Linked DNA regions of Homo sapiens: region 1 is linked to region 2. Evidence: chromatin loops called from intact Hi-C (ENCODE). Cell type or tissue: A673. All regions are shown on one strand. Each heading gives the region's core, and the rest is flanking DNA. Links, peaks and the distances in the headings are about the cores only.

The links. Peaks named below come from ENCODE experiments on the same cell type or tissue, not always from the same donor. Only the 100,000 strongest peaks of a DNase experiment are listed, where the experiment ranks them.
Region 1: a loop joins it to region 2, with 4 times the contacts of the local background. A loop is called at or near these places in 13 of 110 quality-filtered maps.

What each region holds. Positions count from the first base shown.
Region 1 is chr10:77,749,534-77,761,882 of GRCh38, forward strand. No RefSeq gene overlaps it. Among named protein-coding and RNA genes, the nearest start is that of KCNMA1, 120 kb to the left of the region's middle. In A673, for the core only: a CTCF peak has its summit at 7,126 (motif pointing left); a DNase peak (open chromatin) is centred at 7,088.
Region 2 is chr10:77,644,377-77,656,725 of GRCh38, forward strand. No RefSeq gene overlaps it. Among named protein-coding and RNA genes, the nearest start is that of KCNMA1, 13 kb to the left of the region's middle. RefSeq lists a silencer at 5,294-5,393. In A673, for the core only: no CTCF peak of the experiment used is centred there; a DNase peak (open chromatin) is centred at 6,365.

The DNA.
Region 1 (12,349 bases), core at 2,214-10,213, 110 kb after region 2:
CTAAGAATAATTTTTACACTTAGAAAATGTTATAAGGAAAAAGAAAAAAAGGAGGAGTGACACAGACTTTGTGTTATATTTCCTTATAACAGAAAATGTTATAAGGAAAAAGAAAAAAAGGAGGAGGAGTGACACAGACTTTGTGCCCCACAAAATCTAAAGTATTTACTATCTGTCCCTATACGGACCAATATGTACATGACGATTCAATGACAATGAAAATACAACATATTCAAATTTGTGTGGTGCAGCCAAAACAGTGCTGATAGGGAAATTTATAGTACTGAGTGAAATGTTTATATTAGAAAAGACAAGAGGCCACAAATTAATATTACAAGGTCCTATATCAGGAAACTAGAAAAATAAGAACAAACTAAACAGGGGCCGGGCATAGTGGCTCACACTTGTAATCCCAGCACTTTGGGAGGCCAAGGTGGGTGGATCACTTGAGGCCAGGAGTTCAAGACCAGCCTGGCCAACATGATGAAACCCCATCTCTGTAACCCCAGCTATGTGGAAGGCTGAAGCACGAGAATTGCTTGAGCCTGGGAGGTAGAGATTGCAGTGAGCTGAGATCGCACCAAATCCTTGAAATCCTCACATGCACTCCAGCCTGGGCAATAAAGCAAGATCCTGTCTCAAAAAACAAAAAAAAGGGAAAAAAAAGAAAATGAAACAAAAAGCAAACAGAAGGAAGAAAAAATGACAATAGCAGAAGTAAATGAAATTGAAAAAAATACATAGTAAATTAATGAAGCAAAAACTGGTTATTTCAAAAAATTTGTGAAATTGACAAACTTCTATTGAGGTGGGTGGATCACTTGAGGCCTGGAGTTCAAGATCAGCCTGGCCAACGTGGTGAAACCCATCTCTACTAAAAATCAAAAATTAGCCAGGCATGGTGGTGCACGCCTGTGGTCCCAGCTATTCGTGAGGCTGAAGCACAAGAATTGCTTGAACCCAGGAGGCAGAGGTTGTAGTGAGCTAAGATCACAACACTGCACTCCAGCCTGGGCAACAGAGTGAGAGTTTGTCAAAAAAAAAAAGAAAAAAAAAAAAGACTGACAAAGGCAAAGAGGGAAAATATAGTATCAGAAATGAAACAAGAGATATAATTACAGACCCTACAGACATCAAAAGGATAATAAAGGAATACTACAACTTTACACACATAAATCTTGACAATTTTGATAAAATGAACCAAATCCTTGAAACCCACACATGACCACAAGTCAACTAATATGGTATAAAAAGTTTGAATAGCGATATAACTATTGAGAAAATTAAACCCCTAATTTTAAAACTCCTCCCCCAACCAAATCTCCAGGCACAGATGCCTTCACCACTGAATTATGCCAAATTTTAAAGAAGAATTAACTCCAATGCTACACAATCTCTTCCAGAATATAGAAAATAAAGAAACACATCCCAATTTATTTTGTAAAGTTAATATTACCCTGATGCTAAAACCAGACAAATATATTTAAAAAAAAGAAAATGACAGATCAACAGCCCTGATGAATATAGAAATAATCCTTATTTAAAAATAGCAGAGAATTCAATAATATCCAAAAAGAATTATATACCACCATCAAGTAAGGGTTATTTCAGGAATGCAAAGCTGGTTCAATATTTGAAAATCAATCAAGGTAATCTACCATATTGCCATGCTACAGGAAAAAAATTACATGATTATGTCAATTGATGCAAAAGAAGAATTTTACAAAATTTGACACTCATTTATAATAAAAATTCTCAAAATACTTAAGAGGGAAACTTTCTCAAATTAGTAAAGATCAGCTACAAAAAAAAAAATCTACAGATAACATCATATATAATGGTAAAAGATGGAGTACTTTCTCCCTAAGATTAGACACAAGGATGTCTTTTATCACTTCTAGTACTGGAAGGGCTAGCCAGTATAACAATAAAAAGAAAAAAAAAAAAGGAAATAAAGGCTAGCCCTGGTGGCTCATGCCTGTAATCCCAGCATTTTGGGAGGCTGAGGCGGGTGGATCACGAGGTCGGGAGTTCAAGACCAGCCTGGCCAACATGGTGAAATCCTGTCTCTACTAAAAATACAAAAATTAGTCAGGTGTGGTGGCTCACACCTGTAGTCCCAGCTACTCAGGAGGCTGAGGCAGGAGAATCGCTTGAACCCAGGAGGCGGAGGTTGCAGTGAGCCAAAATTGCACCTTTGCACTCCAGCCTGGTGAGAGAGCAAGACTCTGTCTCAAAAAAATAAAAGTAAATAAAATACATAAAAATCACCAAGAAAAAGTTGTCCTATTTGCAGATCATATGATCATCTATAAAAATCCTCAGGGAGGCGGGGCGCAGTGGCTCACACCTGTAATCTCAGCACTTTGGGAGGCTGAGGTGGGCGGATCACGAGGTCAGGAGATCAAGACCATCCTGGCTAACACGGTGAAACCCCGTCTCTACTAAAAATACAAAAAAAAACTTATCTGGGCGTGGTGGCAGACACCTGTAGTCCCAGCTGCTAGGGAGGCTGAGGCAGAAGAATGGCGTGAACCCGGGAGGCAGAGCTTGCAGTGAGCCGAGATCGCACCACTGCACTCCAACCTGGGCGACAGAGCAAGACTCCATCTCAAAAAAACAAAAAAAAAAAATAGAAATCCTCAGGGAATATACCTAAACAAAACAAAACCAATAAAATCATCCAACTCCTAGGAATTATGGTAAGACTGAAAGATACAAGTTCAACATACAAAAAACACTTGTATTACTATATATCCATGGAAACTGAAATTTAAAATACCATTTATGACTGTAATAAAAATTTCTAATACTTAGGTGTGAATATAGCAAAACCTATACAAGACTGAATGTAAAAAATGACAAAATGCTGATCAAAAAAATTAAAAGATTAAAATAAATAAAGAGAAATAGAGACATAGCATATTCATGGGTTACAACACCCACCATGCTGTTAATATATACTTTTGCTACAATTTCTATAAAAATTACAGATATACACAAGATTATTTGAAAATGTATATGGGAAGGCAAAGGAACTTAAAAAGCTAAAACAATTTTGAAAATGAAGACTAAGGTAGGAGGGATAATTCAACCCAATTTTAAGACATTGCATAGCTACAGTGATCAAGACTTTGTGGTACTGGTGGAGTAATAGACACATAGATCAATGGACTAGAAGACCCCAAAGTAGCCCTGTACAGGTACAATCTACTGATTTTTTTAAGGTGCAAAAGTAATCAAATGCAGGAAGAATGGTCTTTTCAACAAATGGTATTTGACCAAGTAGACATCCATAGGCAAAAAATGAACCTCGACCTGAACCTCACAACTTATATGAAAATCAACTTAAAATATTTGCAAACTACTCATCTGATAGAGGATTAATATCCAAAATATACAAGGAACTCAAACATCTCAACAGCAAAAACAAACAAACAATCCAATTAAAAATGGGTTATAAATTTAAATGTAAAACTATAAAACTTCTAGAAGAAAACACAGGAGAAAATCTTTAGGACCTAGGGCTTGGTGAAGAGTTCCTGGTCATGGCATTAAAAACACAATTCGTAAAAGAAAAAAAAAGGTTAAGTAGTACATCATCAAAATTTAAAACTTTAAAAGAAAGAAGGCCCAAGCAAATAAACTGAACGACAAAAAAAAAATGAGACATCACAAAGGATAGCACAGAAATACAAAGGATCATTAGAGACTATTATGAAAACCTATATGCCAATAAATCTGAAAACCTAGATGAAATAGACAAATTCCTGAACACTTACAACCTACCAAGACTGAATCAAGAAGAAATAAAAAAAAAAAAACTAAACAGAACAATAACAAGTAATGAGATTGAATCAGTAATAAAAAGTCTTCCAACAAAGAAAAGCCCAAGACCAGATGGCTTCATCATTGAATTATACTGAACATTCAAGGAAGAATTAGTACTAGTCCATCTTAAACTATTCCCAAAAATTGAAGCAGAGTGTATTCTTGCTAACTCATTCTACAAGGCCAGCATAACCCTGATACCAAAACCAGACAAGAACACAATAAAAAAAAAAAAAAACGTACAGGCCAATATCACTAGAGAACATTAATGCAAAATCTCTCAACAAAATACTAGCAAACTTAATTTAACAACATATCAAAAAGAAAATACACCAAGATTAAGTGGGATTTATTCCAGGAATGCAAGGATGTTTCAACATACGCAAATCAATAAACTTCATACATCACATCAATAAAATGAAGGACAAAAACCATATGATCATCTCAATAGACACAGAAACAGCTTTTGATAGAATTCAACATCCATTCATGATTTAAAAAAAACCTCTTAATTAGGTATAGAAGGAAAGTACCTCAATATAATAATGGTCATATATAACAAACACACAGATAACATTTAACTAAATGGGGAATAGCTGAAATCTTTTCTTCTAAGAACTGGAACAAGACAAGGATGCCCACTCTTACCACTCTTATTCAAGGTAATACTGGAAGTCCTAACCAGACCAATTAGACAAGACAAAGAAATAAAAGACATCCAAATGGGAAAGGAAGTAAAATTGTCCCTGTTTGCAGATAACATGATCTCGTGTACAGAAAAACCTAAGTACTCTTAAAAAAAAAAAAAAACCTGATAAACAATTTCACCAAAGTCACAAGATATAAAATTAATATACAAAATGTGTGTTTCGATATATGAACAATGAACTAGCTAAAAAGTAATCAAGAGGACAATTTCATTTACAATAGCTACCAAATAAATAAAACACCTAAAATAAATTTAACCAAGGAGGTGAAAAACCTCAACAAAAAAATCTCCAAAGCAGTTATGAAAAAAATAGAAAAAGATGCAAATGGAAAGACATTCCATGCTCATGGATCAGAAGGATTAATATTGTTAAAATGACAATACTACCCAAAGCAATCTATAGATTCAATGCAATCCCTATCAAAATACCAATGATACTCTTCACAGAAACAGGAAAAAAATCCTAAAAGTTGTATGAAACTACAAAAACTCCAAATAGCCAAAGCAATACTGAGCACAAGGAACGAAGAAAAAAGCTGGAAGTATCATACTACCAGAACTCAAAATCTACTACAAACCTTTAATAACCAAAACAGCATGGTACTGGCATAAAAACACATAGACCAATGGAACAGAATTGAGAACACAGAAATTAATCCACATATCTACAGTCAACTGATTTTTTTTTAAGTTTTTTATTTTAAGTTCCAGTATACACGTGCAGGATGTGCAGGCTTGTTGCATAGGTAAACGTGTGGCATGGAGGTTTGCTGTACCTATCAACCCATCACCTAGGTATTAAGCCCAGCATGCATTACTGATGCTCTCCCTCCTGCTGCCCACGCCCTGACAGGCCCCAGTGTGTATTGTTCCCCTCCCTGTGTCTATGTGTTCTCATTGTTCAGCTCCCACTTGTGAGAACATGTGGTGTTTAGTTTTCTGTTCCTGCATCAGTTTGCTGGTTTCTAGCTCCATCCATGTCCCTGCAGAGGACATGATCTCATTCCTTTTTATGGCTGCATAGTAGTCGATGGTGTATATGTACCATATTTTCTTTATCCAGTCTGTCATTGATGGGCATTCGGGTTGATTCCATGCCTTTACTATTGTGAAGAGTGTACAACAGCCAACTGATTTTTGACAAAGGTGCCAACAATACTTTTTAGGAAAAGAACAGTCTCTTCAATAAATGGTGCTAGGAAAATTGGATATTCACATGAAAAAGAATGAAACTAGACCCTCACCTCTCATCTTTTTTTTTTAAGACATCTCACTCTGTCACCCAAGCTGGAGTGCAGTGGCATGATCTCGGCTCACTGCAACCTCTGCCTCCCAGGTTCAAGCAATTCTCCTGCCTCAGCCTCCTGAGTAGCTGGGACTACAGTCTCGTGCCACCACGCCTGGCTAATTTTTGTATTTTTAGTAGAGACGAGGTTTCACTGTGTTGGCCAGGCTGGTCTCAAACTCCTGACCTTGTGATCCACCCGCCTCGACCTCCCAAAGTGCTGGGATTAAAGGTGTGAGCCACTGTGCCCAGCTACCTCTCATCCTATGCAAAAATAAATTCAAAATCCTAAATATGAGGCCAAAAGTGATAAAACTTCTAGAATAAAACAGGGGAAACACTTCAAGACATTGGTCTGGGAAAAGATTTTATGAATAAGACTGCAAAAGCACAGGAAACAAAAGTAAAAACAAAGAAATAGGAGTATATGGTAAAGTAAAAATAAATCGGTTTACAAATAGTATATGGTATATGGTATAAACAAATAGCATATGGTATAAACAAATAGTATATGGTAAAGTAAAAATAAACAGGAGTATATGGAACTACAAATCTTCTGCGCAGCAAAGGAAACAATCAGCAAAGTAAAAAGACAACCTACAGAATGGGAGAAAATATTTGCAAACTACTCATCTGATAGGGGATTAATATCCAGAATATACAAGGAACTCAACAGCAAAATAATAATAATCATCCATTAAAAATGGGCAAATGATCTCAGCAGATATTTCTCAAAAGAAGACATACAAATGGCCAGTAAATACATTAAAAATTCTCAACGTCACTAATTATCATGGAAATGCAAATCAAAACCCCAGGGAGGTATCATCTCACCCCAGTTAACATGGCTATTATCAAAAAATAAATAAATAAATAAATAAATAGCAAATGCTGGCAGGGATATAGAGAAAAGGGAATACTTATACACTACTGATGGGGATGTAAACTAGTACAGCCACTCGGGAGAACAGTATGGAGGTCACTCAAAAAACTACAACTAGAACTACCATATGACCCAGCAATCCCACTGCTGAGACAAAGGGGGATTGTGGGACTACTATCCCCAGCCCTGGAAACTCTGCTTTGTCAAAAACTTAGCCAAAGGAGACAACAAATCAAAGAGCGGCTGTTCAGTAGCACCACACTGTAGGAGGTACATTCCACAGCAACCCCCACTCCCCAGCACAAACCCCCAGCCAGCGGTCCCACACTGCCTGGACAATCCCTTTGGGACCTCCCTCATTTGGCTCTGACCATTTACTAGAGCCAACGTGAACTTGGGCTTGAGGCGCCATCTACAGCCGAAATGGAGGCAGCGACCTACTAGCAAAGATTTGCTAAGCTGATATATTCAATAAAAAACAAAAGTGAACGGAGAAAATTGGAATAAATAACTAACCCTTCAATGCAAAGACGTAGATGGATACTCACAAGAAACAACAACAAACAGGGAACCATGACCTCCCCAAAAGGAGGTCATGAGACAGGTAAGTTCTTATCAATAACAGCACTGGAAGTAAACTGTCTCAATTCTCTAATTAAAAGGCATAGAGTGGCTGATATAGTTGAATATTTGTCCCCTCCTAATCTCATGTTGGAATTTGATCTCCAACACTGGAGGTGGAGCCCAATGGGAAGTGTTTACATCACAGGGGTGGGTCCCTCGTGAATGGCTTGGTGTCATCCCCTTGGTGATGAGTGAGTTCTCACTCTATTAGTTCATGCAAGAGCTGGTTGTTTAAAAAGAATCTGGCACTTCCTTTCTCTCTCTTGCTCCCTCTCTTGCCATGTGATATGTCTACTACCTCTTTGCCTTCTACCGTGGATGGAAGCAGTCTGAGGCCTTCACCAGAAGCAGAGGCTGGTGCCGTCCTTCTTGTATAGTCTGTAGAACTGTCAGCCAAATAAACTCCTTTTCTTTACAAATTACCCAGTCTCAGATATTTCTTTAAATTACAGGGGTGTCCAATCTTTTGGCTTCCCTGTGCCAAGAAGCACTGTGCTCAGCCACAAATAAAATATACTAACACTAATGATAGCTGATGAACTTTTTAAAATAGCAGAAAAATCTCACAGTGTTTCAAGAAAGTTTATGAATTTGTGTTGGGCTGCATTCAGAGCTGTCCTGGGATGCATGCTTTATAACAATGCAAAACAGACTAACACAGTGGCTGAATGGATAAAGAAACATGACCCTACTATATGCTACCTTCAAGAAACCCATTTCACCTACAAAGTCACACACAGACTGAAACGGAAGGGGTGGAAAAATATATAACATGCAAGTGGAAACCAGAAAAGGCTAGGTGTAGTTGTAATTATATCAGGTAAAATAGACTACAAATCAAAGACTGTAAAAAAAAAGACAAAGAAGGTTACTATATAATAATAAAGGGGTCAATTCTTCAGGAGCATATCACAATTATAAATCGCTATGCACCTAACATTGGAACTCCCAAGTAAAGCAAATGTTAATAAATCTAAAGGGAGAAATAGACTGCAATACAATAATGGTAAGAGACTTTAACACCCCACTCTCAGTAACAGATAGGTTATCCAGACAGAAAACCAACAAAAAAAGTAGTAGAGTTAGGCCAGGCACGGTGGCTCACACCTGTAATCCCAGCACTCTGGGAGCCCCAGGTGGGCAATCACCTGAGGTCAGGAGTTCAAGACTAACCTGGCCAACATGGTGAAACCCCATCTCTACTGAAAATACAAAAAAAATTAGCCAGGCGTGGTGGCACGTGTCTGTAATCCCAGCTACTTGGGAGGCTGAGGCAGGAGAATTACTTGAACCCGGGAGGCAGAGGTTGCAGTGAACTGAGATCTGGCCACTGCACTCCAGCCTGGGTGACAGAGCAAGATTCTGTCACAAAAAAAAAAAAAAAAAAAAAGAAAGAAAGAAATAGTGGAAATAGTGGACTGAAACTATATACTAGTCAGCCTGACCAACATGGTGAAACCCCGTCTCTACTATAACTACAAATATTAGCTAGGCATGGTTGTGGGCGCCTGTAATCCCAGCTACTTGGGAGGCTGAGGCAGGAGAATCACTTGAACCTGGGAAGCAGAGGTTGCAGTGAACCGAGATCGTGCCATTGCACTCCAGCCTGGGTGACAAGAGCAAAACTCCATCTCAAAAATAAATAAATAAATAAATAAATAAAAATAAATGAAACCACATACTAGGGCCTAGCTGACATTTATAGAACATTTCATCAGCTGCTGCAGGATACACATTCTTTTGATCAGCACATGGAATATTCTTCAGAATAGATCATATCTCAGGCCAAAAAACAAGTCTGAACAAACTGTAAAAATAGAAATCACATCAAGTATCTTTCCTGATCACAATGGAACAAAACTAGAAATCAGTAACAAGAGGAACCTCAGAGAACACACAAACCCATGGAAATTAAACAACATGCTCCTGAATGACCACTGGGTCAATGAAAGAATATTAAGAAGAAAATTTTAAATATTTTTGAAACAAATGAAAATGGAAATACAACATACCAAAATCTATGGGATACGGTAAATGCAGTACTAAGAGGAAAGTATTTAGCAATAAGTGCCTATGTCAAAAAAGTAGAAAGACTTCAAATAAACAACCTAACAATGCACCTCAAGGAACAAGAAAAGCAAGAACAAACCACGCCCAAAATTAGTAGAAGGAAAGACATAACTAGGATCAGAGCAGAAATAAATGAAAGTGAGACTAAAAAACGCACATCAACAAAATGAAGTTTTTTTCTGAAAAGATAAACAAAATTGACAAGCCTTTAGATGGACTAAGAAAAAAAGACCCAAATAAACAAAATCAGAAATGAAAAAGGAGACATAACAATTGATATCTCAGAAATACAAAGAATCATTAGAGGCTATCATGAAAAACTGTACACCAACACATTAAATCAGGAAGTTAACACAGATTCAATACTATAATGAATCTATAGGCCTTATTCAAATTTCACCAATGCCTCTTAATTTAATGTTATGTTTCTGGCCCAGGATCCAATCAAGGCCACCACATTGCATTTAGTTGTCACATGTCCCTAGTCTTCCAATTTGAGACAGCTCATAATTTTGACACTTTTTTGCAAAACATTATTTTGCACAATGTTTGTCAACTTGCTTGTGTCTGATATTTTCTCATCATTAGGTTGTAGTTATGCAATTTTGGCATGAACACTACAGAAACCATGTTGTGCCCTTCTCAGTCTTATCAAGAGGTACAAGATGCCAATATGTCTTATGACTCATGTTAATTTTTAGCAATTGGTTAAGGTGATGCTTGTCACATTTATTAACTGTAAAGTTACTATTTCCCCTTTATAATTAGTATCTTCTGGAGACATATTTTGAGACCAATCATATCTCTTCTTTTTCATTCTATTTTTGCCCACTAATTTTAGCATCTATTAACCCTTTTTCTGTTTACAAAATTAAAAAGTGCAGCCGTTGCCAGCGCTCATTAAATTTTACCTAAACACACTTTTTAAGTTTGGAGCAAATCTGACTGGTTTTCAATGTAAAAATAAAATACAGTTGGGCGTGGTGGCTCACGCCTGTAATCCCAGCACTCTGAGAGACTGAGGCAGGTGGATCACCTGAGGTCAGGAGTGTAATCCCAGCACTTTGAGAGGCTGAGGCAGGTGGATCACCTGAGGTTAGGAGTTCAAGACACGGTGAAACCCAGTCTCTACTAAAAATACAAAAATTAGCCAGGCATGGTGGCAGGCACCTGTAATCCCAGCTACTTGAGAGGCTGAGGCAGGAGAATCGCTTGAACCTGAGAGGCGAAGGTTGCAGTGAGCTGAGATGGCTCCACTGCACTGCAGCCTGGGTGACAGAGTGAGACTCCATCTCAAAAAAAAAAAAAAAAAGAAAAGAAAATAGAAAATATAAAAATTGTTCTTGGAGTTAATTCTAAACAGAACTAACATCAGAATCATCTGAATCATAAAAATCATCTATTTCAGACAAATAAAATTCACCAAATGAATCTTTGGCCAACAGCTCTTTGAGAACAATGTTAACATCACTCATAGACATCATGGTGTGGGGGGCAGAGGAAGGGATAGCATTAGGAGAAATACCTAATGTAAATGATGAGTTAATGGGTGCAGCAAACCAACATGGCACATGTATTCCTATGTAACAAACCTGCACGTTGTGTACGTGTACCCTAGAAGTTAAAGTATAATTTAAAAAAAGAAAAAGAAATGCTACATTTGCCGGGTGCAGTGGCTCATGCCTGTAATCCCAGCACTTTGGGAGGCCGAGGCGGGCAGATCGCCTGAGGTCAGGAGTTCAAGACCAGCCTGGCCAACATGGTGAAACCCTGTCTCTATTAAGAATACAAAAATTAGCTGGGCATGGTGGTGGGTGCCTGTAATCTCAGCTACTTGGGAGGTTGAGGCAGGAGAATCACTTGAACCTGTGAGGCAGAGGTTACAGTAAGCAGAGATCACGCCATTGCACTCCCACGTGGGCAATAAGAGCAAGACTCCGTCTCAAAAAAAAAAAAAGCTACATTTTCTAGGATTTGACATTTTTAGCAATTGAGAATTACTATATTTTGTCAATGGAAATATCACTACTAAAAGCAGAATGCTATAAATAGGATGATGTCTTTTTTTTTTTTGAGATGGAGTCTTGCTCTGTTGCCCAGGCTGCAGTGCAGTGGCGCAATCTCGGCTCACTGCAAGCTCCGCCTCCCAAGTTTATGCCATTCTCCTGCCTCAGCCTCCCGAGCAGCTGGGACTACAGGTGCCCACCACCACACCTGGCTAATTTTTTTTGTATTTTTAGTAGAGACGGGGTTTCACTGTGTTAGCCAGGATGGTCTTGATCTCCTGACCTCGTGATCCGCCCGCCTCGGCCTCCCAAAGTTGTTCTTAATTTTTATTGTTCTGATGGCTAATGACGTTGAGCTTGAGAATTCTTTATGTATTCAAGATATGAGTACTTTGTCAGTAATTTCCAATTATTTTCTTCTAGTCTGTAGCTCGCCTTTTCATCTTTGTAAAGAGCAAAAGTCTTTTACAGAGCAAAGCCTTTTAATTTTCTTTTAAATTGAGACGGAGTCTCGCTCTCACCCAGGCTGGAGTGCAGTGGCGCAATCTCCACTCACTGCAACCTCTGCCTCCCAGATTGAAGCGATTCCCCTGCCTCAGCCTCCGAGTAGATGGGATTACAGGCATGCGGCACCACACCCAGCTAACTTTTGTATTTTTAATAGAGACAAGGTTTCATCATGTTGGCCAGGCTGGTCTTGAACTCCTGACCTCAAATGATCCACCTGCCTCGGCTTCCCAAATTGCTGGGAATACAGGCTTAAGCCACCACGCCCAACCTAAGCCTTTTAATTTTTAAAAATGTTTTCCAGGGTGATCATTTCCTTTCTTTTAATTTGCATTATTTTGAATGTTCATAGAAGCTTTATTCATTTTTTGATTGACTATCAAAAAATATTCAGATGTGGTGGCAGATGCCTGTAATCCCAGCCTCTTTGGAGA
Region 2 (12,349 bases), core at 1,480-9,479:
GTGTCACCCCCCAGCAGAACACCACTACTGTGGGCCTTGCCTCTGGGAGGTAGGCAGGGCAAAAATCAGTCCACCCATTTTTGCTAGTGGGAGAAGAAGGCACCAAAAGGAAAAAGATTTTCCTCAGTGCTACAGAACTTGTCTTCCTGACTGACAGACCAAAAAGCTTTCTAATCCTTTTCTTAGAGTATTCCTGATTTAATCTTTGCAAAAGCTCTAGTTCAATGCCTGGGCAGTCCAGGACTTGACTTCTTACTCCTAGTGCTCCAAAATAATCCAATGACCGCAATCTAAGGGACTGTGCAGATGAAGCAGGGACTTACTCCTGCCTCTTCCTGGTAGCTTTTGCAATATTTGCAAGTAAGAACAATGCTGAGATCATCCTTCCCACTTACAAACCCTCTTGGGAATAAGGAGAGAAGTCAGGAAGTACAACATCTCTAAGAGTTTCATTTACTTCCAATTCTGACTTGCTTTCCTGGTGTCTGCTTTTGTCATAATGTTCTCCAAAACAAGGTCCCTTTGTTTCAGGAAAATAAGTCATTGTACCAAAAAAATGCATGCACTTTTATGTTCATCACAGCACTATTCACAATGGCAAAGGCATGGAATCAACCTGAATGTCTGTCGATGGTGCACTGGATAAAGAAAATGTAGTATGTGTACACAGTGGAATACTATGCAACCAGGAAAAAAAATCACATTCTTTGCAGCAACATGGTTGCAGCTGGAGGCTGTTATCCTAAGTGAATTAACACAGAAATAGAAAACCAAATATCCCATGTTCTCACTTGTAAGTGGGAATCAACTCTCGGGTTCACACAGACGTAAAGATGAGAACAATAGACTCACACTGGGGACTCCACAAGGAGGAGTGAGGAAGGGGAGCAAGGACTGAAAAGCTGCCTATTGGGCACTGTGTTCACTGTCTGGATGGTGGGATGAATAGAAGCACTAACCTCAGCATCACACAATATACCCTTGTAACAAACCTGTACGTGTACCCTCAAATCAAAAATAAAAATGGAATTTTTTTTAAAGCCCTTTGTTTCACAGTGGCCTCCCTGGAAGGTGCATCCCTTCTTCAGCCTTGTTATCCCACAGTTGCCAAGCACCCTGCTTCCCAAAGATGATCATTTGATGGTTTAAAAAATTATAAACCATGATGCTTTTATGAAAGGTAAGGCTCTTTCTGTGAAACCAGGAAATTCTGCTTTTGCTATATTTTTGCAAAGATAAACATTTTTTTTTTTCAGAGCAGGAGTGAAAGTTTATTTAAAAGCTTTAGAACAGTAAGGAAAGGAAGGAAAGGAAAGAGAAGAAGGAGAGTACAACTTGGAAGATGGTCAAGTGGGCAGCTTGAGAAACCAAGTGCATAGCTTGACCTCTTGACTTGGGGTTTCATATGGTTTGGCTGTGTCCCCACCCAAATCTCCTCTTGAATTGTAGCTCCCTCCCGTAATTCCCACGTATTGTGGGAAGGACCCGGTGGGAGGTAATTGAATCATGAGGGTGTGTCTTTCCCATGCTGTTCTCATGACAGTGAATAAGTCTTATGAGATCTGATGGTTTTATAAAGGGGAGTTCCGCCACACAAGCCCTCTTGCCTACTGCCATGTAAGACATGACCCTGCTCCTCATTCGCATTCCGCCATGATTGTGAGGCCTCCCCAGCCATGTGAACTGTGAGTTCATTAAACCTCTTTCCTTTATAAATTACCCAGTCTCAGGTATGTCTTTATTAGCAGCGTGAGAACAAACTAACACAGGGTTTTATACTTTGGCCTACTTCCAAGATCTTGCCTTAACCCTCCCCACTCCTGAGATCTTATTGGGAAGCTGCTGATCAGTTTCAGCTGTTTTCTATCTGTCAGGAGACTGCTGTTCCCTGGCTCTGGCTGTGACCAATTATTACTTTAGAGAAACAGTTAACCCCCTGACCATCACCTGATGGTTGCCCACCACTCCTAAGTGTGTTGTGGGGAGCCCTCTCCTGCCTTGCTCATACCTGACTGGCTACCTACTATAACACGTCCCCCCTCAAGAGTCCAAGATCCTAAACCTTTGGGGGAAAATGGATGAAGGTCAGTCTTCTGCAACTTCTTCCTGCTGACAGAGGGGCGGTGGTGGTTCTGTGGGTCTTGGCCTCTTGCTAGCTGTCAGGGCCGACTTGGGTCCATGAATTGGTGAAAGCGGTATCCAGCCAGGTCTAAGGGAGACAGGGGCAGGATTTTGCCTCTGTCGTGTCCCACTGATGAACAATCTAGAGGTTCCCTTTAGAAAGGTGACTCTTGAATATTGAGAGGACAATATCTCTCACTGAGGATCATCTGGAGCTTGATGTCCTTTCCCCTTAAAGAGGAACCTCAGATCTTTCAGGGCCTTGCAAGTGTATTGAGGAGCTGAGGGCATTGCTTCCAACTCTGGTGTCCTGAAGCCTTTTCACGGCTTCACTCGGGTATGTTGTATCCAGCTGGCAATCTCTAGTACTTTAATGGCCCTGGGGGTAAATAATAAAACAGTGAAGGGGTCCTTCCAGAACAAAAACCCAATCTAGCAGTGTCCTGCAAAAAAGCCATAAATACAGACCAATAAACTGGTTTCTGGGTTCAAGAGGGAAGTTCAGTAAAGGTCCTAGTAGAAGGTGCTTACCATATTTCAGCAGAATGCTGTTAGAGTCCCAGAATGTAAGAATCACCATTCTAGGAATGCTGCCTGGAGCCAGGAAGGAGAGGTAGATCCTCACCTTTGGCTAGAAACTGAGTCTTTGAGTCTCCCACCAGGGAAATTTCCCCAGTGGATTTTGCGTGGACATCTGACTAATCCAGAAAGAGACCTGAAGGTGGGAGAGACCCTGCCATCTTCCTGGCCATTCTAGAAAGTCCAAACACAAAGAGAAATGACCTCCCGTTTCTCTGAGCACTGCAGCCACTACAATTTCGTAGCATCCACAGAGTGCCTCGCCAGCTCTTTCTCTCTGAGGACCTCTGACATGGGCTTATTTAAGCGCAAACTTTAGATGCTTCCAGAAAGATGGCTTGCCTACAGCACTATGCAGCTGGAACAGGGAGACTGTTAGAGGCAGACACTGCCCAGCGTGTGTCTCAGACCTCCCTTCAGAAAAAGCCTCTGTGAGCTCCAGGACACTGTGCTAAATGCATTTTCTGCAAGATGCTACACTGAATTGAAAGCGTGCAAAAACATCCTTTTGGTTATCTATAAATTTCATTTTGTTCTTCTCTCCTAATAACAAAATTGAAAGCTGTAAGTTGAACAAAGCAACCTGCAAACTGCTCTAGCAGCCCTGGGAACTCCCTGGGTGATATATGGTCATGGGCTTAGAGCTTTTCATTTGACTTGCTCTTGGCTTTTCTATCAAGATCTGTCTTGGTGACACTCTACTGAGATAGATGAGTTGGTATGCATAAGTGGCTTTTATTTCAGAAGGTAATACATATTCTATTTAAAGTACAATGACCCAGAAGGGAATTCCAGCCCCTTTATCATTAGTATAGAAATTCAATGGTTCATAATCTGGTAGCTCATTGAAATGACTTTTCATTAACTTCAATGGTTCATAATGTGGTGGCCCATTGAAATGATGTTCCATTAAATTCAATGGGGGATATTATTTGAGTCAGAACCAATTTACAAACTAAACAGAATGCAGGCACACATCGCACTGCCCAGAGGGCTCGCTCGGCTCTCTCTTCCCTGGGTCTTCCATGAAGACTGGTGAGATCAGCACTGCCTGGGAGCTGAGGTGGTAGGCAGAGAAAAAGCATGTAGGCAGGGCATGCCCTTCCTTCTAGGGGAATAATAGTTGAGGCCAGAGACCATAATGGGCAATTTACATGTCCCAAAATTCAATGCACATATTTCCCTAATGCTTAGACCACCTTCACAATTTTGACCATATCGTCATACTGCCTTTTCAATTACTTACTAATATTTGTCTTCAATAGACTACTTTTATTTACCTAAATTTATTTCAAAAGGAAATTCTATACCACTATCTTCCTGGAAAACCAACATCACTGTAAGTAGCAGGTAAATAAATACAGTAGTCTCTCACTTTTCTGCAGGGCATACCTTCCCAGAACCCCTGTGGATGCCTGAAGCCACAGATAGCACTGAACTCTACACACAGTATATACAAGTTTTTCCATCTGATAACCGAGAACACTGCTCAGGTACTAACAGGCAGGTGGTGGGTGGTGCATACACTGGACAAAGGAATGATTTATATCCCAGGCAGGATGGAGCATTTGGCAAGAGATTTCATCATACTACTCAGAATGGCAGCAGTTTAAAACTTATGAATTGTTTATTTCTGGAACTTTCCATTGAATATTTTTGGACTGTGGTTGACCACAGGTAACTGAAATTGCAGAAAGCAAAACCTCAGATAAGAGGGGGACTACTGTAATAATAAAATAAAAATAAATAACAAATCAAAATATAAATACATTAGAAATAAATAGAAGGCAAGTGTAAAAGTAAATATAATAAATGCAAACAATGCTGTAAAATCAGAGCTTGCTGTTTTCAGGTGAAAGCCCTCCATCTGAAGCCTAGACTGCCTTTGCTAAAAGGAGAAATTGGTAAGTGTTGTAGAGATGTTCCAGGCACAATGACCATCTCTGTGGCAATCAGGTTAGAGAGGGAATTGGGCAGGGCATGACTTTCCCACTGAGTGCCAAGACCGGAGTATAAGCTCAAATCATCCTTTGTACCGCGTGGGGTCAAGCAGCCTGCCTTTTTGGAAGCACTGCTTTCCTACTCGTTTTAATTCTTACACGAGGCTGGGCACAGTGGCTCACGCCTGTAATCCCAGCACTTTGGGAGGCCCAGGCAGGTGGATCACCTGAGGTCAGGAGTTCGTGACCAGCCTGGCCAACATGGTGAAACCCCATCTCTACTAAAAAACTACAAAAATTAGCCAGGTGTGGTGGTAGGCACCTGTAATCCCAGCTACTCAGGAGGTTGAAGCAGGAGAATTGTTTGAACCCGGGAGATGAAGGTTACAGTGAGCAAAGATCATGCCACTGCGCTCCAGCCTGGGCGACAGAGCAAGGCTCTGTCTCAAAAAAAAAAAACTTACACCATCTCCTAAAGTATCACCCCCACTATACAGATGTGGAAACTGAGGCTCAAGTAAGTTAAGTAAGCAACTTGTCCAAAGTCACACACAGAGTGTCCTCAAGGTCAGTGCACAGCATTATCAGGGGTCACTCAGCCCTCTGACCCTATCGCCATCTGGGCCATTATAATTCTAGAAGGAAAAGCACATTAGAGATTTTGTCTGACTTCCTCTTTTTAGAGTGAGAAAAGTGCAGCCTAGAGGTGTTTAATAACCTGCCCAAAGCCTCTTTGTTCCCCAGCGACTGAGCTGAGGTTAGAATCCTTATCTGGTGTGCTTTCTGTCCTCTCAAAGTCCACCCGGCCAGCAGATGAGCCTGTTGGGAGCCAGGCAGGTGGTAAAGTTTCCTCACCATCCTCCTTTCTGCTCCCAGCAGGCCTAGGAAATCCTTTCTTGCTGACCTTTCTTTCAAATGCTAATCTGGGCCTCTGAGGCTGGGGTGGGGGGGTGGGAGGGGGGGCCTTTCCCCCATTGGGAGCCCCACTGCCAGGTGAGCCCATGGCTGTGAGTCAGCACAGAGAGCTTCAGAAGTCCCTCACTGATGGGGGGCATGCAGGGAGTGTGCCCCATGGCATCTGGGCCTTTGCAAAGCCTGTAGGGGCCGGGGTGCCCCATTAGCCCAGGAGATGCCCCTGCAGGAGGCTTTAAACTCAGCAGGTGCACCTCACAGCTCCTCGGTCTCAGACACAGCCTGAGGTCAAGACAGAAGCTGTGAAGAAGCTCTGTTGGGTGAGCCCTGGGGCTGCAGGCAAGCCAGGACCTTTGGAGGCCCTGGGAGGCTGGCAGGGGTGAGGGAGAATGGCAGGTGCAGGTGCCATACTGCACCTTTGGGAAGAGCAAAGGTGGTGGGGTGAGCGGGTCGAGTTATGAGAAAGTTCACAGAAACAAAAGAGGGGGTATGAGAGTAGAAGTGGGAGGACAGAGAAAGAGAAGGAAGAAAAGAAGTAAAAAATAAAAGGAAACAGAGAGAGAAGAAAAAGAAAGAGAAGGGAGGGAGGGAAGGAAGGAAGGAAGGAAGGAAGGAAGGAAGGAAGGAAGGAAGGAAGGAAGGAAGGAAGGAAGGAAGAAGAAATAAATAAATAGAGAGACCTAAGAAACAAGGCAGAGAAAGGGACATCACCTGTCCCAGCCAGTGGCCTCTTCTGAGTTGCTCCACTTCCCTAACAAAGCACAGAGACATTATGCCTGTAATATAAGGGGGTCCAAAGTGCCCACAGTAAGAAACAAGTATTCTCCCCTTAAAGGAAAGGCACAGGATCCTGGTGGCAAATTTCTGACAAGTGAGCTCCCCACCCCCAACACACACACACAGACAGACACACACACACACACAATGGACTGTCTCCTTTCTCAGAGGGATACATGCTTGAGATGCTGGGTGTACCTGCAAAGCACAGGCCTGGGAAGCCCCTCCAACACAGATGGTCTTGTCTTATAAGTGTCAGGGTTTGTGCCAGCTGAAAGGGAGCCCGGACTTCTGTATAGGAGGTGAGGACAAGGGCAGAATCTCCTTCATTGTGTATTCTTTTCTCATCACCCAGAAGAGGATTAATCATATTAGGACTCAGCAGAAACAAACGAGAAGAAGCTGCACATGGCCAGGCAGTGCCTCCCATCCCCAGGCAGTGCCTCCCATCCCCATTAGTGGCCTGCGGGAGGAACTTTCCATGGGAATCCCACCCAGCCCAGCCTCCTTGCAGGGCAAGGGCCCAGGACACTGGTCTCTCCAGCTGACTGCACAGGGCTTTAAAGCCAAGGATGAGGCAGGGGAGGAGAGGGTCTCAGTGTAACACATTCTACTCTACCCTCCAGGGCTCAGTTCCTCAATTCTACAAAGGAAAAAATATTAGGTGTTTATTAGGTAAATATTTATTAAGCACCTACCATGTGCTTTGTGCTATTGGCAATTTCTATAAACAGGGTTTTCCCATCCACAGCAGCTCTCCCTACCACATGAGAGGGTCCCTGGAGGAGCAACCACATGGATTAAATATTTCACACCATGAGTCAATGGAAGTGCTAGCTCAGCCCTCAAGTTGCTGCATGATCCCACTCTGGAGTTCCATGGAGCTGGGTTCCAATTTCAGCTCTCCTCCTCTCTCAGGCTGCAGGCTGTGGGTTAGGTTTCTTAGCCTCTTGAATTTCAGTTTCTCCATCTATATAGTAGAGAGAATAACAGTGCCTTCTCAGTGAGTTGGTGTGAGGATTGAATGGAAGAATCCTGGTAAAGCTCTTAGTTAGCACAGTGCCTGGCACATGGTGTCCTTTTGTTGGCCTTTGCTACAATTAATGAAGGCAGAAGTGTGATTATATAAACCTGTACCCACTTTCTTTGAGTCTCCATCCTCTGATGTATACCATGAGGTACTCCCTGCAACCCCTTTAGTTTGAAGCCATGCTATTCTTGTCTTTGCTCCCCTATCTCAACCCAGGAATGGTGATATTCTTGTTTACTCGCCTTTGTTTGGTGTTCAATGCTGTCTCTCCTTCCTGTGATGGAAGGATTGTTCTGTCCTTTTCCCCCTTCCAGAACCTGTTCTCATTTCCGTTCTCCCAAGGCCAGCTGCAGCCTCTTGTCTCAAGAATGTATATCTTAACAACAATGAAAATCCTCACAGACTCATAATCAAAACATCTTGGAGAGGATATCTTAGAGAAATGAGGTACCTTTCCAATAAGGGGAATGAGGATCTTTGGTGTCTTTTTGTGGGTCTTTCATATCATCAACAAATACAAGTGTTTGTTAAGCATCTATTACACACACGCAAATATATTAATTACCATGATTTAAAAAGGGAGAAGACACAAATCCTCAACTCAAGATGAAAAAGATTCCTAAAGATAAAGGCTCATTTAATATGAATTCACAATTCAAAATTTCAAAACCCGTGAATAAATAATCACATTATGAGCAAATGTCAATAAATAGAAAAAAAGCAAAATCAGATAAGACTGCCAAGAACTTGAAGTAAATGAATAATATGATAGAGACCACAAAACTAGTAAGTGTAAAATTATTAGACATAAAAGAAGGAATATGAAATGTAAAAAACACAACAGAAAATAAAACAGATTTGGAAAAGAACCAAATAGAACTTATGGAAATCCTTTTACGGCCACAGAAATTTTACAACTCAGCAAGTAGGATAAATAGCAGATTAGACTCACTTGGACTGTAACAATTAGGCCAATAAAAATAGATCTGAGAAACATAATCAGAATGTAGTATATACAAAGAAAATGATAGAAATAAGAACACAGGCATGGCTCTTATTTCTATCAGAGAACAGAATGAAAATAGGGCCAGGCACAGCAGCTCACACCTGTAATCCCAGCACTTTGGGAGGCCAAGCCAGGCAGATCACTTGAGGTCAGGAGTTTGAGACCAGCCTGGCCAACATGGTGAAACCCTGTCTCTACTAAAAATACAAAAATTAACCATGCATGGTGGTGGGTGCCTGTAATCCCAGCTACTTAGGAGGCTGAGGCAGGAGAATTCCTTGAACCTGGGAGGCAGAGGTTGCAGTGAGCTGAGATCATGCCCACCGCACTCCAGCCTAGGTGACAGAGCACACCTCTGTCTCAAAAAAAAAAAAAATGAATGAAAATAGAATGAGAAAATCTACCATACACCTAATGAGAGTTCCAGATGAAGATGATGGAGAATGGGGAGAAGCAATAATCAGAGATAATGGCTGGGAAGTAAAAAAACCAGAATTCATAGATTCATAATGCCACAAATTTTAAGTAAAATAAATAAAAACCCACTTTTTCATGCCTTATAGAGAAATCATAATTCACCAAAGCCAAAGAATAAAATTTTTAAAGTAACAAGAGAGAAAGGAGAGACTACCTACAGAGGAATGACAATTAGACAGCCAACTTCTCAACAGAAACAACTGAAACAAGAAACAATGGAACAAGATCTTCAAAGAACTAAGTGAAAATTACTGTCAACCTAGAATTGTAGGCTGAACACAAAGTGTTTTTAGACAAATAAAAACTAACAGAATCTGTCACCAACAGACTCTCCCTGAAAGAATTTCTAAAGGATAAACTTCAGGAGAAAAGAAACTGAACCCAGAAGAGTAATAAAGAAGCACTGAAGAGCAAAGATGATGATTACCATATAGATAATACTAAACAAGCATTGATTTCTAAAACAGAAAAAATATTAATGATAATTTTGATCATTACCAAAACAAGATGGAACTAAAATATTAGAAAACAATAACATGCTAGACAGGGACTGTTACATCAGAGTTAAAGCATATCAAGATTCCTAGATTGTTTGTAAGGCAATAGAGGTATGAATTAACTTGATACTGTTAAGTCAAGTAAACATTAAAAGTTTAGGGGTAACCACTGAAAGAATAAAAATGAAATATATAGCTTCCAAACCAGGGAGGGATGGAAAGGGAGATAAAGATAGAAAAGAAGAGTCAGCCAGGCATGGTGGCTTACACCTGTAATCCCAACACTTTGGGAGACTGAGGCAGGCAGATCATCTGAGGTCAGGAGTTTGAGACCAGCCTGACCAACATGGAGAAACTCATCTCTTATTTTTTTTTTCTAAAAATAAAAAATTAGCTGGGTGTGGTGGCGCATGCCTGTAATCCCAGCTACTCCGGAGGCAGAGGCAGGAGAATCACTTGGACCTGGGAGGCAGAGGTTGCGGTGAGCCAAGATCGCACCATTGCAATCCAGCCTGGGCAACAAGAGTGAAACTCTGTCTCAAAAAAAAAAAAAAAAAAAGAAAAGAAAAGAAAAGAAGAGTCAGGGAAAGCAGTATAAAGTAAAGTAAACAGAACTAATAAAAGAAAATGCTATACAATAAATAAATACAATATATTCAAACATCTGAAGCTGTAGTAATTGTAAATAGATTCAACTCACCAATCAAATGAAGAATTTAATTGCTTAGCAATGTGCTATTTCACAGAACCATATCTATACATTAAAGACTCTGAAAAGGACTGAGGAAAGATGTACCAAATTGTAACGAAAAGAAAGCAGTGTAACTGTTTTAATACCAGACAAAATAGACTTTAGGAGTAACTAGAAGTGACCTAAGTACAATGGCAGGTGGAGAAGGAGAGTTATTGAAAGCAGAGAGAACTGCATGAGCAAAGACATCAAGGGAGGACTATCCCTAACAAATTTCAATAGCTCAAGTTCAAATATAGGTTAAAATAGAGAAGCTTCTTCATTGTAACATTATGCTCTGTTATTTTTAATGTATATTTTTGAGCATGTAGGCACCAGACACCATGCTATAAATTATTTCTATAAATTATTTCTACTCCTCGAAAAATCTCACAATGCAGATGCTTTGTTATTCAGTACAATTTTGGTTATAGAAAACTGAAACCCAATTTGAATCAGTCTGAGTTAAAAGTAAGAATAGATGGATCTCTCACTAGAAAAACCCCACAGAAGGAAGGACACTGTTTGGGCCAACTTTGGATCCCATGCCCACTCTCCAGCTCATTACTGAGTTCAGGAGGACAGGCCAAGCTTGGGTCAAGTGCCTGCCCAGCCTGAAGTGTGGGGTGTTACAATAAAAAATAAAAAATAAATAAAAGAAAACACGATTGATGTACAGAAGGACTGCTTCTCTGAAAGTAGGGGTCTGACAAAAACAAACAATTCCACAAGAGTAGATTGTATTATCCTCATTTTATAAATGAAGTCTCAGACTCAGAGGCCAAGGGACTTGTCCAAAGCCCCAAGCACCTACATGGCAGAGCTGATGGGAAACCAGGTTTTTTCCTCTAAAAGGCTGAACTTTTTCTCCAAGCAATGAACATAGGACTTTGCACAGAGTTAAGTTCTCAAGATATATACTAATTCATTATTTTAAAGGACCTACAGAATATAAAGAAAATTGATCATTTTCTTTATAATCATTAAAAGATTTGGAATGAGGAACTTGTTTCTAGGGCCAACAACCCTACAGCATATGGGCCCTCCCAAGGACCCTCCACAGACACCAATGAACTTGGCATCATAGATCCTCATGCTTAGAACTCCTTTGCACTGATAATTTGTACTGTGCAGTTCAGCCCTAAAACCATCTTTAATTATTTCACAGCTTGTCCAGGTCTAGCACCTCCCTTTCTCCTCCACAACACCCAAAAGAGCCACTAGTAGATGTTTAAATGATTGGCTCCAACACTTTTTAACTCATGAACCCATCTGGAAAACTGATGAAACCTATGGGCTCCCACCCCGAGGAAAAGGGGGAATCAATGCCTATTTGCACATACACACACACTTTCAGCAACTTTGCAGGCCCCTGAAATGTATCCAGGAATCCCTGGGAGTTAAGAACTGCCTCAACAAGAAGGGAATAAAACTTAGTACCCCCAAGAGACAGCATTGGGAGGCTATTCAATCAACTCAAAAAGATTGGGGCCAATTCACATGTGACTATCTTAAATGGACAAGAAGTGCTAACCCATAAAAGCACATTTCATAGTTAGCTGTTGACTGCAATGGATCCCATTCAGCTCCAATTTTAAAATACCAGCTGAGTGCCACTATGTGCCAGGTACTCTGCTGGATACAAACTAGAGTAAGACCCTGTCCTGAATCCCTAGAAGCTCAAGACAGATGCATAAGCAACAATTTCACTTCAGTGTGGTGAATGCTAAGGTAGAGCTGTGCTAAAATCCTATGGGAACACTGGCAGGAGGTGGAAAGTAAGGGAAGGTTCCAGGAGAGAAAGTCTCAGCGGAAGGAGGATCAGGTGTTTTCTGGCAAAGAACTGAGGGAGGAGGGGAGCATTGCTGGTGGTAGAAACATGAGACCCACATGCATGTAGAGTGACATGTGTGGGAACATCAAGCATATTGGTATCACTAAGGCAGTGGTTGTCAATGAGGGTGATTTGCCACCCCACTCGCGACATCCCATTAAGGACATTTGACAATGTCTGAGTGTTATCCAACAGAACTGAGGTCCACTTGCCCAGCACAGTTAAGACCAAACATCCACATCTATGTTTTCAGCAAGAGAAATAATGGCATTTATTTGCAGGGCACCAAGCAAGGAGAATTGAGCAGCTCACACTTAAGACCCAGCCTCCCCAATGGCTGGCAGGTAAGGGTTTTCAAAGGCATGGGTAAATTTCATGAAAGCAGAAGTTACAGGCAAAATCCTAAATCAATACATAGAGGTTACACAGTGGGTTGGCTTGAAAAG